2 separate regions of the Homo sapiens genome follow, and region 2 is linked to region 1. A link is an interaction called in ENCODE POLR2A ChIA-PET data of the cell type or tissue named here. Cell type or tissue: IMR-90. All regions are shown on one strand.

The links. ChIA-PET counts read pairs that join two places held together with the same protein. Peaks named below come from ENCODE experiments on the same cell type or tissue, not always from the same donor. Only the 100,000 strongest peaks of a DNase experiment are listed, where the experiment ranks them.
Region 2: POLR2A ChIA-PET joins it to region 1 with 14 read pairs; 3 of 35 experiments call an interaction of 5 or more read pairs at or near these places.

Annotation. Positions count from the first base shown.
Region 1 is chr1:112,403,345-112,411,344 of GRCh38, reverse strand. The region is part of intron 1 of CTTNBP2NL (CTTNBP2 N-terminal like); the gene reads right to left. Among named protein-coding and RNA genes, the nearest start is that of CTTNBP2NL, 11 kb to the right of the region's middle. RefSeq lists a silencer at 3,405-3,592 and an enhancer at 6,345-6,870. In IMR-90, no CTCF peak of the experiment used is centred here; DNase peaks (open chromatin) are centred at 6,854 and 7,884; H3K27ac peaks cover 1,804 bases.
Region 2 is chr1:112,784,025-112,792,024 of GRCh38, reverse strand. No RefSeq gene overlaps it. Among named protein-coding and RNA genes, the nearest start is that of NUTF2P4, 40 kb to the right of the region's middle. RefSeq lists enhancers at 1-12, 13-587. In IMR-90, no CTCF peak of the experiment used is centred here; a DNase peak (open chromatin) is centred at 3,274; H3K27me3 peaks cover 181 bases.

The sequences.
Region 1 (8,000 bases):
CTTTAAATTTTATTTGATAAAATGTAATCTTTGCCTTTTATTTTAAGGCACTAAGTCTGAAAGCCCATTTGAGTTGCTGAAACCTAACAGTCAAATGGGGACAGTGTCAAAGGAAGAAATAATGCTGCAGTAAGTCCTTGGTTGCTTCATTAAAACAAGAATCAGTAATTAAACTAATTACAGATCTCTCAAGTTAGGACAGGAAGTATGAATTTGTTATACAGTCAAGAATATAGACCCAACAACATATACACAAACCACTGCATAAGCTATTCCAGCAATTTCTGCCCAATATATGGGCAGAATTATGTGGCCAAGGATATTCAGAAAAAGGGTATTTCTAGCCCCATATTCATTATCAGAAAAACTGACAGATTTTTGGTATGCCACATGGTGTCTATAGACTCATTCCCTACTTATTTTCTAAGTAAGCTGTCACTTGTCATCTTCATCATCAGTGACTCTGAAGGACAAGATCAGTTCAACTAGATGCTCAGCTCATTCCTTCCAAGACCCGAATTACCTTAGAGTTTAGACACAGATATTTCTAAGTCTATGGACTCATTCCCTACTTATCTTCTAAGTAAGCTGTCACTTGTCATTTTCATCATCAGTAACTCCGAAGAGCAAGATCATTTCAACTAAATGCTCAGCTAATTCCTTCCAAGACCCAACTTTCCTTAGAGTTTAGACATAGATATTTCTAAGGAATGCTACAGTCTATAAATCTGAAATAAAAACCACTTGTAGACAAATTATCTGGATACATTATCATACACTGTGGCATAGCCAGCTATAGCTATATTAAGCTTTATAGTTTTCTCAATAAAAAATACACATATAAATATATACAATAAAAAAGATAAAGATATTTATTTTTAAAAAAGATATTTTAATAGCCTGGAAAAATAAACCCATTTAAGGGCTAAGTATAACACTTTTTTTTTTTTTTTGAGATGGAGTTTCGCTCTCATTGCCCAGGCTGGAGTGCAATGGCACGATCTTGATCACCGCAGCCTTCGCCTCCCGGGTTCAAGCTATTCTCCCACCTCAGCCTTCTGAGTAGCTGAGATTATAGGCATGCGCCACCATGCCTAGCTGATTTTATATTTTTAGTAGAGATGGGGTTTCTCCATGTTGGTCAAGCTGGTCTCAAACTCCTGACCTCAGGTGATCCCCCCGCCTTGGCCTCCCAAAGTGCTGGGATTACAGGTGTGAGCCTCCGTGCCCGGCCTACACTTATTTTTATGTTATCAATAAGTGATTTCAAATGAGCCTGCCCAGCATACCATTTGGTGTATTCACAGGTTTCATCCCACCATGAAATCTTAGCCCAATAGCCAGGACAGCATGAGTCTTTTCTAGATGAACTTTCTTGTGCCAACAGTCAGAAGTTATGGGTATCAAAAACTGCATCCCCCCAACTACCCCACTGTGCCTCCTTAACTGTAGTACTGATTTTGCCTAGAAGTATGTTGGTGTGGCTCTGCTCATTTTATTCTGATATTTTCCCCTCTCTGGATACTATCCGAGCTCCACTTATTCTGGTTTCGGTTATGCTTCTTCTTTCTTGAAGAAGTCCCAGTTTCTGCTCTGGAATTCTGACTTAATTCTATAAGATAACAAGCATTGCTGCTGCCATTTTACCATATAGAGACTGAATGGCGGAAAAAGAAACACCCTAAACAGCTTCTATAGCCATGTAAGCAGTAGGACAGGGCAGGACAGGGCAGGGCAGGGTGGAGTACAAGCAAGATGTTTGTCTGTCTATTATCTGGGTGTGAGCATATCTACATAGAACTGAGGCTTTATTTCTTTCCAGGTGGTAGGTTTTTCCACATAAGGTAGGAAAACAACATTTTTAGATGAGGCTTAGATAGCTCCTGACATAGAAATGCCTCAAAAAAATCTATATAGATCTATTTAAATAAATCAACTGGACTAATTTTTTTTAATCAGTAATTTTACCTAGGAGAGCATTCTTGCAACGCTGGATAAAAATCACTTTTTAATTATATACTCAGATATCGAACTTAAGAAATTTATACTCAGCTATCAAATTTAAGAAATTTATATTTGGACTACAAATGACTCAGATTAAGGTCATTCAGTGAGTTTTTAGTATTGGTGAGCAAAGTGATTAGTGATTAGCGAGCAAAGTTATAAAGGAAATTGACTCCAATTATGTAAAGACTCCTTTTTTTTTTTTTTTTTTTTGAGACAGAGTCTCACTTGGTTGCCCAGGCTGGAGTGCACTGGCACAACCTTGGCTCACTGCAACCTCTGCCTCCGCAGTTTAAGCAATTCTCCTGCCTCAGCCTCCTAAGTAGCTGGGACTACAGGTGCGTGCTACCACGCCTGGCTAGTTTTTATATTTTTAGTAGAGACGGGGGTCTCACCATGTTGGCCAGGCTGGTCTTGAACTCCTGACCTCAAGTGATTCGCCCACCTCAGCCTCCCAAAGTGCTGGGATTATAGGTGTGAGCCACCATGCCCGGCCCGTAAATACTCTTTCAATACATATAAGCCAAGCCAAAATATAGGAGGCCAGTAAATTCTTAAAACTCAAAGAGCCAAGATGGACATGTGAAATGGGTGTTTTTGATAGTTTGCCACTAGATCATGTACTTTTCTTAAAAACCCAGTATACATGAAATAATAATAAAAAAGAAACTTGCCACATTTACAAATACTAAATCTGAATATGAACAGAAATGCACTGCTATTTTAAAAAATGCATTCAAAGCTTCAGTTAATAGGGTTGCTCCTTAAAAAAAAATTAAAATGTATACAAAACAACCTCATATTGGAGGTAGAAGGTGTTGACACACTACCTTGACTATCTCAAAAGATTTAAGATTCTAATTTTTCAGAAGGATTATTTATTCATTTGGGATAAAAGAGTGACAACATTCTAAATGGTCCCTTTCATTCCTCTTTGGCATTTAAGGGTTAGGCTAGGAAGTAAAACATGTCAATGTGCCACTAGAAAATAATTTTCTGGCTGGGTGCAGTGGCATATGCCTGTAATCTCAGCACTTTGGGAGGCCAAACAGGAGGATCAATTGAGGCCAGGCGCTCAAGGCCAGCCTGGGCAACAGCAAAAAAAAAAAAAAAAAAAAAATTAAAAAAAAAAGAAAGAAAGTAATTTTTTGATTAAGAAAGCAGATCTTTTGTACATTTGTTAAAGAAAGCTGTTTTTGAAGGGCGTGGCTCACACCTGTAATCCCAACACTTTGGGAGGCTGAGGCCGGCAAATCACCTGAGCTCAGAAGTTTGAGACCAGCCTGGACAACATGGCAAAATCCTGTCCCTACAAAAAATGCAAAAATTAGCCAGGCATGGTGGCATGTGTGCCTGTAGTCCCAGCTACTTGGTAGGCTGAGGCAGGAGAATTGCGTGAGCCCGGGTGGTGGAGGTTGCAGTGAGGCAAGATTACGTCACTGCACTCCAGCCCGGGCAATACAGCGAGACCCTGCCTCAAAAAAAAAAAAAAAAAAAAAAGAAAGAAAAAAGAAAGCCGTTTTTGTTACTATTTACAAAAGTTCTAAAATCAAGGTATAATAACTGATCTCATTTTATTCAATTCCAATATTAAACAGTATATATCTCAAATCAAGCTTCTCTCAGATGAAGGTGAAAGATATTACTGGAATATTTGGATTACTATAATACATGTGTTAAATACACATAACACAGGCTGACTTGTACCTCCCAAAATTCATATGTTGAAGTCCTAAGCCCCAGTACCTCAAAATGTGACTGATTTTGGAAACAGGATCTCTAAAGAGATAATTAAGTTAAAATGAGGTCATTAGGGTGGGCTCTAATCCAATATGACTGGTGTTTTATAAGAAGAGGAAATAGAGATATAGACGGGTCAGAGTTAAGACAATGTGAAGACAGCCATCTTTATAAGCCAAGGAGAGACGCCTCAGAAGAAACCAATCTTGCCCACACATTGATCTCAGACTTCTAGGCTCCAGAATTGTGAAAAAATAAATTTCTATTTTTTAAGCCACCCCATCTGTGGTACTTTGTTATAGCAGCCCTAGCAAACTCACACAACATGTTAACCACTTACTACTTTGACAGATGATTAGAACAACTGGATCTAATTGAATTGTAGGTAAGGGGGATCTAAGCCTTCCTCTTACCATGACAGCACTACAACACAGTATTTCTCAGAATGCCTTATTTTGCCTTATCAGTCTGTTTTTTCCCAGCCATATTATAGACAGCATTATATAAAACAGAATGGTTTGGGAACATTTTTAGAGAAAATCAATTTCAGGATCCCACGAGGAAAGATGTTTTGAGTTATCCTGAAATATAATATGAATAGTGCACTTACAAAGAAATTACAATGGTGCCAAGGGATCAAGATGCTTGTTTATTCAATACTGCCAACATAGACTTTGAAGCAGGCCTCAAGAGATCAGCTCTATAATTAAGCTAGTATTTTTTAGGGTCAACATTTATAACACTGTAGTACTCTATTCAAATACATAGTGCTCTATTTACATTAAAGCAGATTCCAGGTTACCAGATTATCTGGATCTATGCTTAATAGAGAAATTAATTATGATATACTATCAGCAATAATCACCACCACTTCAGAGTTCTATAGCAGTTTTCTAAGAAGAATTTAAACAATAATAGTAATAATGAAAAAAAGATAAACATTTATTGAGCTAAACATTAATGTATGCCAGACAGTGTTCTAAGTACTTGACATGTACAGGTATTAACTAATTCAGTCTTCACAACAACCTTAGGTGATATGCTATAACCATCCCCAACAAATTCATCATTATCATCATCCTCCTCATTTAACAGATGAGAAACCTGAGGCATAGAGGCTAAAAAACTTGCTCAAAGCCTCACAGCTAGTATGTGGTAGAAATGGGATGTGAACCCAGGTAAATTGACTCCAGAGACTCCCTTGGTAACCACTGCTTACATCTGATCCTCTCATTTTATCAGCCTTAGGAATTGTATGGTGGAAAAACCTCAGCTAAACAACGATTCACAAAGCTGGAAGGAGCCTCAGCAATAATCTAATTCAGCACTCTCATTCTACAGATGAGTACTGAGGCCAGAGTTGTTAATGTGAATACAGTTAAATAGAACTAGGTCTAGCACACGTTTTTTTTTTTTTGAGACGGAGTCTCACTTTGTCACCCAGGCTGGAGTGCAATGGCGCGATCTCGGCTCACTGCAACCTCCGCCTCCCAGGTTCAAGCAATTCTCCTGCCTCAGCCTCCTAAGTAGCTGGGATTACAGGTGCCCACCACCACGCCCAGCTAATTTTTCTATTTTTAGTAGAGACAGGGTTTCACCATGTTGGTCAGGCTGGTCTCGAACCCCTGACCTCGTGATCCACCTGCCTCGGCCTCCCAAAGTGCTGGGATTACAGGCGTGAGCCACTGCGCCCGGCCGCATACATGTCTTTTTAAGATCCAGTTTAATTCGCTTTCTGGGACAACATAATAGGTATCAGGTTTTTGTTTTGTTTAGTTCTAAGACTCATGCAACTCTGCTATATCTCTCTGTGAGTGTGAATGTGTGAATGTGTAAGTGTGTGTGTGTACACATCTCTTTCTCTGTCTCTCATATATGATGTCAGCAAGATTTATATGTATATTGAAGAAAAGAAGGAAGTAGCCTTATGCCCATAAACAAACATTCAGATATCTCTTCCCTCAAATGAGAACATTAGTGCAAAGCTATTAAAAACAGGTCTGGGCTGGGTGCAGCGGCTCACGCATGTAATCCCAGCACTTTGGAATGCCGAGGCAGGCAGATCACCTGAGATAAAGAGTTCAAGACCAGCCTGGCCAACATGGTGAAACCCCATCTCTACTAAAAATACAAAAATTAGCCGGGCATGGTGGCGCACACCTGTGATCCCAGCTTCTCAGGTGGCTGAGGAAAGAGAATCGCTTGAACCCAGGAGGTGGAGGTTGCAGTGAGCTGAGATTGCACCACTGCACTACAGCCTGGGAGACAGAGCAAGACTCTATCTCAAAACAAGAACAAAAGGTCTGTCTACCTGGATATCTGTTTACACCATCTCAGGTATTCTCATCTGAGACAAGGCCAAACTAGAACTACATTAGTTAAGCTACTGGAATGGATGTTAATGAAAATGAATAACAACTTTTATATTAATAAATTTTTTATCATTGAACATTTTAAAAAAGATATGTCTTTTAACATCAGAATATTATTACCAGGAAACTGAAACATTACATTTTTTTTGTTTGTTTTTTTTGAGATGGAGTTTTGCTCTTGTTGCCCAGCCTGGAGTGCAATGGCGCAACCTCGGCTCACCGCAACCTCGGCCTCACCGCAACCTCCGCCTCCTGGTTCAAGAGATTCCCCTGCCTCAGACTCCCAAGTAGCTGGGATTACAGGCTTGTGCCACCATGCCTGGCTAATTTTGTATTTTTAGTAGAGACGGGGTTCCTCCATTTTGGTCAAGCTGGTCTGGCACTCCTGACCTCAAGTGACCCGCCCACCTCGGCCTCCCAAAGTGCTGGAATTACAGGCGTGAGCCACTGCACCCGGCTGAATCATTTCTATATAATTTGTTAGATGGCTTTATTTCATTTAAATGAAATTGTAACATGATTTCAATCAAATATGTATCTGACCGTCTCTATTGTCTATCTGTCCATCAGTCCCCTAAATTTTTGCTTTTCTGAAATAATGCCACCATAACTTGTAAAATACCACAAGGGAACAATAACATGTAGATTGATTATTTTCAGTAAGATGATTCATGGGCCACAATTCTAGAGGCAGCCTGGAATGCAAACCCTTCAAATGCTAATGTAGGATGATGACGTCATTGATTCCACTAAGATTCCACACTGGGGAGAAACTCCAGAGTATGGTATGAAGGATTAACCATCAAACAGTTAAGGAATCTGTGTTTTAGCGATGCCCATAACCTGACTTTATCTGAACTGCAAAAAAAACTTCAAATAATCCTCTAGCAGAAATAAAACTCGTGATGTTGTTTTGTCTTCTAAGACAGATAACTGACTTAAAAAAAATTTAACAATTGAGTATCAGTTGAATATTTCCAACAACAAGCCTGGCAATTGTTGTTCTATGGTTCTTCAGGGACAGTAATTCTGCTGGGAGACAGTATGTTATAGTGGAAAGCACATGGATTTTGGAATCTGACAGAGCTGAGTTTGCATCCTGGCTCTGCCACTTGCTCTTTCATCCATTTAACCTTTGAACTTCAGTTTTTTAGCTATAAAATGGACATAACAATACATACTGTAACAGGAGGCTGCATGGTTTAAATGAGTTAGTGACTGGTCAGCTTCTCATTTCTCATCCTTAAAGAGCATACTTTTTGGTTTCATCTGCAAGGATAATGAAGTTTTCCTTTTCCAATGGGTCATCATTGTCTATCATTCACGTGTCTAATTTACAAACCAAAACAAGTTTACTTCTGACTTCTGGCAGGTTGATCTGCACCAAAAAGAAAGAGATGGCCTGGCCAGTTCCTGGGAAAGTCAGTTTAGAGACATGTTCAAGCCAATTGTATCTGCACAATACTTGGGAAAAGAAAAGGCCAGCCTTCTGCTTAGATTAGTTTTTTGTGCCTTTAGCATACAGGTAAACGCATACCTTTGCTTCCACTGAATTTTAACAGGTTTTAATCAAGTCACAACTTTAACTTGTGATGACTGAGAAATGGGTTTCCTGAAAATATCACAGCTATTTTTTTACATTAAATTAAATGCATAATGGATATGTATCTACATTCGTAATTCAAGAGCAGTTATCACATTCTATTACATCAATTCATCTGTTTACATATCTGTCTTCTGTCTCACAAGACTCTGAACTCATCTGAACAACTACTCTGTCTATTCAACTTGATCACACTTAGCACTAGCAGTGTCTGGTTCAGATACTGAAAAAATGCTGGTTGGAAAGAAATGTACAGCACTTTCAATCTCAGCCAACACAAC
Region 2 (8,000 bases), 380 kb before region 1:
AGAGTTTGACTGCTTTTGTCCACAGAGGCCATTAGGCTGAGATGGCTTCAGCACCTTCAGTTCCTACATAAACAAACTAAAATCAAAGTCAACGTAAACCATAAAGTGAAAGTTAAGCTAAACCAATCAGAAACTGCCAACTATGCTCATTTTAAAGATTTCACCAATATGAAACCGCCAGCTAACGACCAAGCAGGGACTTTACACTTCAACCAAGCAAATATTTTCTTTGTGTTTCCCAAACACCTTATAAAAGGTTTTTCCTTGCACCCATTGGTGGAACCCAAACTGCTTGTGATTTGGCCCTGCGTGATTCATGAGTTGCTGTCCACTCAAATAAACTCTTTAAAATTTCAGTGTGCCCAAGTTTACCTTTTAACAAGTTTATATGCATTATCTTGACTAATAATCACAAGAATTGCCTTTATTGTTGATGATTATATGCCAGACACACTCCTGATTGGATCAGCAATTATCGGACAATTAGATTTGGAAGGGTGCAGGGTGACTACCCTGTCATTCGTAAGATATGCCTATCTGCCAACCCAGGCCAGTCTCAGTCCCATCCATCAGCTTTGGAGCCAGCTCACCAGGAGGGGGTGGAGTGAAGGCCTAAAAGCGGGGCTAAGATAAGGGGTGGCTCTGTGCATCTCTTTGGGTTCTGAAGCCGCTCCTTCCCACCAGCCTGCGGTGTCTCCTCTCCCATTCTAAGACCAGGGCACGGGCATTTTAAAGACTATATCCGTCAAGATATATGAAGCCTTTGGAGACTATTGTGAAAGTTTACACAAATCTGATTATCCCCACAGTGAACTGAATTATAGTCAATTAGTCTAACAAGATTAGTGTCGAGTAGATTTGCTGAATTTACTGCCTTGACTGATAATGCGGAAAGGGAAGAATAAACAGACTTCTGTCTCTATCTTAGTCCTTTCCTTCATTCTTCATTCCCCTCCCCACTCAGAAACTTTTGGATCTTCAAGGGAGAGAGCTTATAAATCACACATGCCATCCACCCAATGGGGCAGATTCATCTGTTCCTGACCTCATTCTGGCTGCCCTTCCTTCCTGCTGATCAGTAAACAGTCCTTCATTACCATAGCAGCTTTGTCCTTCTTCCCTGGCAGTTCCTGTCCACTGGGGAATAATAATTGAACCAAAGTTTGGAGCTGAGAAGAAAGCGATTTTTCTTCCTTGAGGTTTGGTGTGGGTTGGGTGTGAATTGACCAGTAGTTGTGTGCAGGCTGGGGAGCTCCTGCTTCTATCATCAGCCAACTCAGAAATTTCATCAAGATCTAAATCTAAAGCCATTTCCCCTTGGAGTCAACCTGACTGGCATTCTCTTTGGTGTTTGACTTCTAAATCTCTCTCTAATGTGCCAGGAGATGGGGAGTTGGCATTAGTTCTAATTGTCAATCATCCCGCTCCACCATACCTTTATCTCCACTAACTTCACACCACCTAGCTGGAGAGATGGATCATTCCCTTCCTTTTACAGAAGATGAGGATGAAGCTCAGTTGACACCAAGCCAGGCTAGAATGCTGATGAGACCTCAGTGAGCTTTGCCTAGGTCCCATCCACATGCCCTTGGCATTCACCTCTGCCCATCCAAGGCTGCCCACTTAGAACATCTACATGCCTGGCAAACTAGAAGTGCCAGAGAGTGGAAGGCCCCAGAGGCAAAATGGCAAGTGGTAAAAGGGTGGGGCATAAGCACCTGGCTTCCTTGTCCTGAGTTGCCTCATGACAGCATGTCCCATATCATCTCCTGACGTTCCCCAGTAGGATAGGGCTCCAGTTGCCTACAGTGGTAACTGGCTTGGTAACATCCCTTCATTAACTTCCTTTCCTTCCCTATCTCACTTTACCACTCCTGATGGGTGTTTCCTGAGATTACCTCCCAAAAAATGCTTTGCACTTACATCCTTGTCTCAGGATCTGTTTCAGAGGAATTCAATCCAATATAAGACACTTCCATTTTTGGTGCCTTAACTTCTGGCTCTGCAGTAGCAGCACTAACAGCAGTAGTTGCTGGGCTTCCCTAGAGCTCCTAATGGGGCACATCTAGGGGTTCAGGATGGAATGACTTGCCCTCACCAAGTTGTGCAAATCCCAGTACGGGGGAGTGTGTAAGACCTCAGGTCATTAGCACCCTTCCCTGTTAAAGGGGTTTGAAAAGTTTAGGAACCATATGTCTGAATGGCCATACTTGCCTTGCAAGGTGTGGGAATCAGAAATGCAAGAGGAAGAGGCCGGGCGTGGTGGCTCACGCCTGTAATCCCAGCACTTTGGGAGGCCGAGACGGGCAGATCACAAGGTCAGCAGATTGAGACCATCCTGGCTAACAAGGTGAAACCTCGTCTCTACTAAAAATACAAAAAATTAGCCGGGCATGTTGGCGGGCATCTGTAGTCCCAGCTACTCGGGAGGCTGAGGCAGGAGAATGGCATGAACCCGGGAGGCAGAGTTTGCAGTGAGCCCAGATCGCGCCACTGCACTCCAGCCTGGGCAACAGAGCGAGAATCCGCCTCAAAAAAAAAACAAGAAATGCAAGAGGAAGTGACCCTGGGTCAGCAAAGGAGCTGAGGGACACCATTTACCTTTCTGGGACAGGTTTTCAAGCTCTGGTGCTTCCTCAACAGGCTATAAATAACAGGTCCAGAGTCTTACTCCCTTGCACCTCCATTCTGCGATGGGCACTCATGAGAGGGCAATGGGGAGCATGTGGCACTAGAAGCCAGAACACCTGGTCTGAGATACTGGAAAATACTTAGGAAAAATCTTGAGTTCGTAGTTTTTCAACGTTTTTCCCCTAGAGACAGGGCCTTGCTCTCTTGTCCAGGCTGGAATGCGGTGGCACAATTATAGCTCACTGCAGCCTTGAACTCTTGGCATCAAGTGATCCTCCTGCCTCAGCCTCCTGCTGGGATTACAGGCACGAGCCACTGTGCCCAGCTTCAACCTTCTTTAAACATTTGTTTTTCAGTTTATAATTCTAGCTGAGTGACCTTAGGCAAACGACACTACCACTCTATCTATGCATTGCTCATCCATCCATTCATTTATCAGACATTTTAAAGGCAATGTGCCAGGTACTGTGCTGGGTACACAGATATAGAAATTAATGACAGTCCATACCCTCTGGAAGCTCCCAGTCTCATGTGGCAGACACAGACTAGATCCATGCTATGAGAGAGGTAGATACAGTGGGAAGGAGTGCTTGGAGAGGCCTCTCACCCAGGCTTAGAAAAGTGAAGAAAGAGTTCCTGGAGAGCTGCCACCTGAGATGAGTCTTGAGGTAGCAGTTAATAAAAGGAACAGCATCTGCAGCAGAGAGAACAGTACATAAACAGATGAGGAGGTCAGAGAAGCCAGAGAAAGATGGGGACCCTGAAGCTGTTTCCACATGGTATGTCCCTGAGCAGATCACTTCACCATGCTGGGCCTTGGCTTCCCCACTTGACCTGCTTTCTTCAACAATTGGAATAAGATTAAATATGATAATGGATGTGAGAGCATTTAGAAAGCCTAAGGTCATGTAGAAATATGAAAGATTGAAGAGGGGCATGATAGAACATACCCCACCCCTGTCATTGGGAAAGAAGATAGTGTTGGGAGAGGGGACACACAAGGTGATATTTCTTTGCTCTGTGTCTTGTCTGAAGTAGTCAGTGTGGCTGACGGGGCCATAAATTAGACTGAGCAGCAATAAACATAATCCTGTGTAAAGTATTAGACAGCTGATGAGCACATTTTGTATGTGTGTGTTTTGTTTTGTTTTTGAGAGAGAGTCTCACTCTGTTGCCTAGGCTGCAGTGTAGTGGTGCTGATGAGCACTTTTACAACAATTTATTCCTCATGTGATATGGTTTGGATCTGCATCTCTGCCCGAATCTCATGTTGAATTATAATCCTCAATATGGGGGGTGGGGCCTGGTGGGAGGTGATTGGATCATGGGGGTGGTCTCTCATGGTTTAACACCATCCCCGCTTGGTCCTGTATAGTGATAGAGTTCTCAGGAGATTTGGTCGTTTAAAAGTGTGTTGGCTGGGTGCGGTGGCTCACACTTGTAATCCCAGCAATTTGGGAGGCTGAGGTGGGCAGATCAATGAGGTCAACAGTTTGAGACCAGCCTGGCCAACGTGGTGAAACCCCATCTCTACTAAAAATACAAAAATGAGCTGGGCATGCTGGTGAGCACCCGTAATCCCAGCTACTTGGGAGGCTGATGCAGGGAATTGCTTGAACTGGGAGGTGGAGACTGCAGTGAGCTGAGATCCCACCACTGCCCTCCAGCTTGGGTGACAGAGTGAGACTCAGTCTCAAAAAATAAAATAAAAATAAAAGTGTGTAGCATCTCTCTCTCTCTCAGTCCTACTCTGGCCATGTAAGATGTGTCTGCTTCCCCTTTGCCTTCGGCCATGATTGTAAGTTGACTGAGGCTTCCCCAGAAGCTGAGCAGATACCAGCATCATGCTTCCTATACAGTTGGTGGAACTGTAAATTAATTAAACCCCTTTTTTTTTACTATTATTATTTTTTTGAGATGGAGTTTCACTCTTGTTGCCCAGGTTGGAGTGCAATGGCATGATCTCTTAGCTCACTACAACCTCCACCTCCCTGGTTCAAGCAATTCTCCTGCCTCAGCCTCCCGAGTAACTGGGATTAGAGGCATGAGCCACCACGCCCAGCTAAATTTGTATTATTTTTTTTTTTTTTGGAGACAGAGTCTCACTGTCTCTCAGGCTGGAGTGCAGTGGTGCCATCTCTGCTCACTACGCTCACTACAAGCTCCTCCTCCCGGGTTCAGGTCATTCTCCTGCCTCAGCCTCCCGAGTAGCTGGGACTACAGGCGCCCACCACAACGCCCAGCTAATTTTTTGTATTTTTAGTAGAGATGGGGTTTCACCGTGTTAACCAGAATGGTCTCAATCTCCTGACCTTGTGATCTGCCTGCCTCGGCCTCCCAAAGTGCTGGGATTACAGGCGTGAGCCACCGTGCCGAGCTCTAATTTTGTATTTTTAGTAGAGACAGGGTTTGTCCATGTTGGTCAGGCTAGTCTTGAACTCCTGACCTCAGGTTATCTGCCCGCCTCAGCCTCCCAAAGTGCTGGGATTACAGGCATGAGCCACCAAGCCCAGCCTAAACCTCTTCTTTCTTTCTTTTCTTTTTTTTTGAAACAGAGTCTCACTCTTTTTGCCCAGGCTGGAGTGCAATGGCGCAATCTCGGCAGACTGCAACCTCCCCTTCCCGGGTTCAAGCAATTGTCCTGCCTGCCTCAGCCTCCCGAGAAGCTGAGATTACAGGTGTGCATCACCACGCCCAGCTATTTTTTTTTGTATTATTAGTAGAGGCGGGATTTCACCATGTTGGCCAGGCTAGTCTAAAACTCCTGACCTCAGGTGATCCACCCACCTCAGCCTCCCAGAGTGCTGGAATTATAGGCGTGAGCCACTGTGCCCAGCCAATTTCTTTTTTTTTTTAATGAAAAAAATATAATGATGGAACTGATAAAGAAATTTCATTATTTTGTCCTCTAAAATGTGTGTGCCTGCTCTCAGATTGTCTTTTTGTCTTGGCTGCGATTCTGCATAAAATCTCTCACTGAAGCACTCAAAAGGCTGGTCGATTTAATGTCAGGCTGGGCGTGGTGGCTCACACCTGTAATCCCAGCACTTTGGGAGGCCGAGGCGGGCGGATCACGAGGTCAGGAGATCAAGACCATCCTGGCTAACACGGTGAAATCCCGTCTCTACTAAAAATACAAAAAATTAGCCGGGCATGGTAGCGGGCGCCTGTAATCCCAGCTACTCAGGAGGCTGAGGCAGGAGAATGCCAATTTCTTTTCTTTAATAAATTACCCAGTCTTGGCTGGGCACAGTGGCTAATGCCTGTAATCCCAGCACTTTGGGAGGCCGAGGCAGGGGAAAAACCTGAGGTCAGGAGTTTGAGACCAGCCTGACCAATATGGTGAAACCCCATCTCTACTAAAAATACAAAAATTAGCCAGTTGTGGTGTTGGGTGCCTGTAGTCCCAGCTACTCAGGAGGCTGAGACCAGAGAATTGCTTGAACCCAGAAGGCAAAGGTTGCAGCGAGCCAAGATCACGCCACTGCACTCCAGCCTGGGCGACAGAGCGAGACTCTGTCTCAAAAATAAATAAATAAATAAAATTACTCAGTCTTAGGTGTTTCTTTTTTTTTCTTTTCTTTTTTCTTTCTTTCTTTCTTTCTTTCTTTCTTTTTTTTTTTGAGACAGAGTTTTGCTCTTGTTGCCCAGGCTGGAGTGCAATGGTGCAATCTCGGCTCACTGCAACCTCTGCCTCCTGAGTTCAAGCAATTCTCCTGCTTCAGCCTCCCAATTAGCTGGGATTACAGGCATGCACCACCATGCCTGGCTAATTTTGTATTTTTAGTAGAGACGGGGTTTCTCCATGTTGGTCAGGCTGGCCTCGAACTCCCGACCTGAGGTGATCCGCCTGCCTCGGCCTCCCAAAGTGCTGGGATTACAGGCGTGAGCCATCACACCTGGCCTTTTTTTTTTTTTTTTTTTGAGACAGAGTCTTGCCCTCTTGCCCAGGCTGGAGTGCAGTGGCATGATCTCTGCTCACTGCAACTTCTGCCTCCTGGGTTCAAGCAATTCTCCTGCCTCAGCCTCCCGAGTAGCTGGGAATACAGGCACGTGGCATCATGCCTGGCTAATTTTTGTATTTTTAGTAGAGACAAGGTTTCACCATGTTGGCCAGGCTGGTCTCAAACTCCTGACCTTGTGATCCGCCCGCCTCAGCCTCCCAAACTGCTGGGATTACAGGCTTAAAATAATTCCTTGCCGGGAGCAGTGGCTCATGCCTGTAATCCCAACACTTTGGGAGGCCAAGGCGGGCAGATCACGAGGTCAAGAGATCAAGACCTTCCTGGCCAACATGGTGAAAACCAGTCTCTACTAAAAATAAAAAAATTAGCTGGGCATGGTGGTGCGCACCTGTAGTCCCAGCTACTCGGGAAGCTGAGGCAGGAGAATCGCTTGAACCTGGGAGGCAGAGGTTGCAGTGAGCCAAGATCGCGCCACTGCATTCCAGCCTGGCGACAGAGTGAGACTCCAGCTCAAAAAAAAAAAAAAAAAAAAGAAAGAGAAAAGTATTTCTTTATAGCAATGTAAGAACAAACTAGGGCCAGGCACGGTTGCTCACGCTTGTAATCCCGGCACTTTGGGAGGCCGAGGTTGGTGGAGCACCTGCGGTCAGGAGTTGGAGACCAACCTGGCCAATATGGTGAAGCCTCATCTCTACTAAAAATACAAAAAAATTTAGCTGGGCATGGTGGTGGGCACCTGTAACCCCAGGTACTCAGGAGGCTGAGGCAGGAGAATTACTTGAACCTGGGATGCGGAGGTTGCAGTGACCCAAGATTGCGCCATTGCACTCCAGCCTGGGCAAAAAGAGTGAAACTCCATCTCAAAAAAAAAAAAAAACCAAAAAAAACAAAAACCAAAAAAACCCCACAAACTAACACAGAAAACTGGTACCAAGGAGTGGGGCATTGCTATAAAGATACCTGAAAATGTGGAAGCACCTTTGGAGATGGGTAATGGAAAGAGGCTGGAACAGTGTGGAAGGTCAGAAGATGGCAGGAAGATGAGGGAAACTTTGGAACTTCCTAGAGATGTGTTAAATCAAGCTTCTCCGACCAGCAGCCCATGGGCCACACGCAAACCAGAATGGCTTTGAATGCAGCCCAGCACAAATTCATAATCTTTCTTAAAACATTATGAAATGTTGGCTGGGCGCAGTGGCTCACACCTTAATCCCAGCACTTTGGGAGGCCAAAGTGGGTGGATCATGAGGTCAAGAGATCGAGGCCATCCTGGCCAACATGGTGAAACTCCATCTCTACTAAAAATACAAAAATTAGCAGGGTGTGGTGGTGTGTGCCTGTAGTCCCAGCTATTTGGGAGGCTGAGGCAAGAGAATCACTTCAACCCAGGAGGCAGAGGTTGCA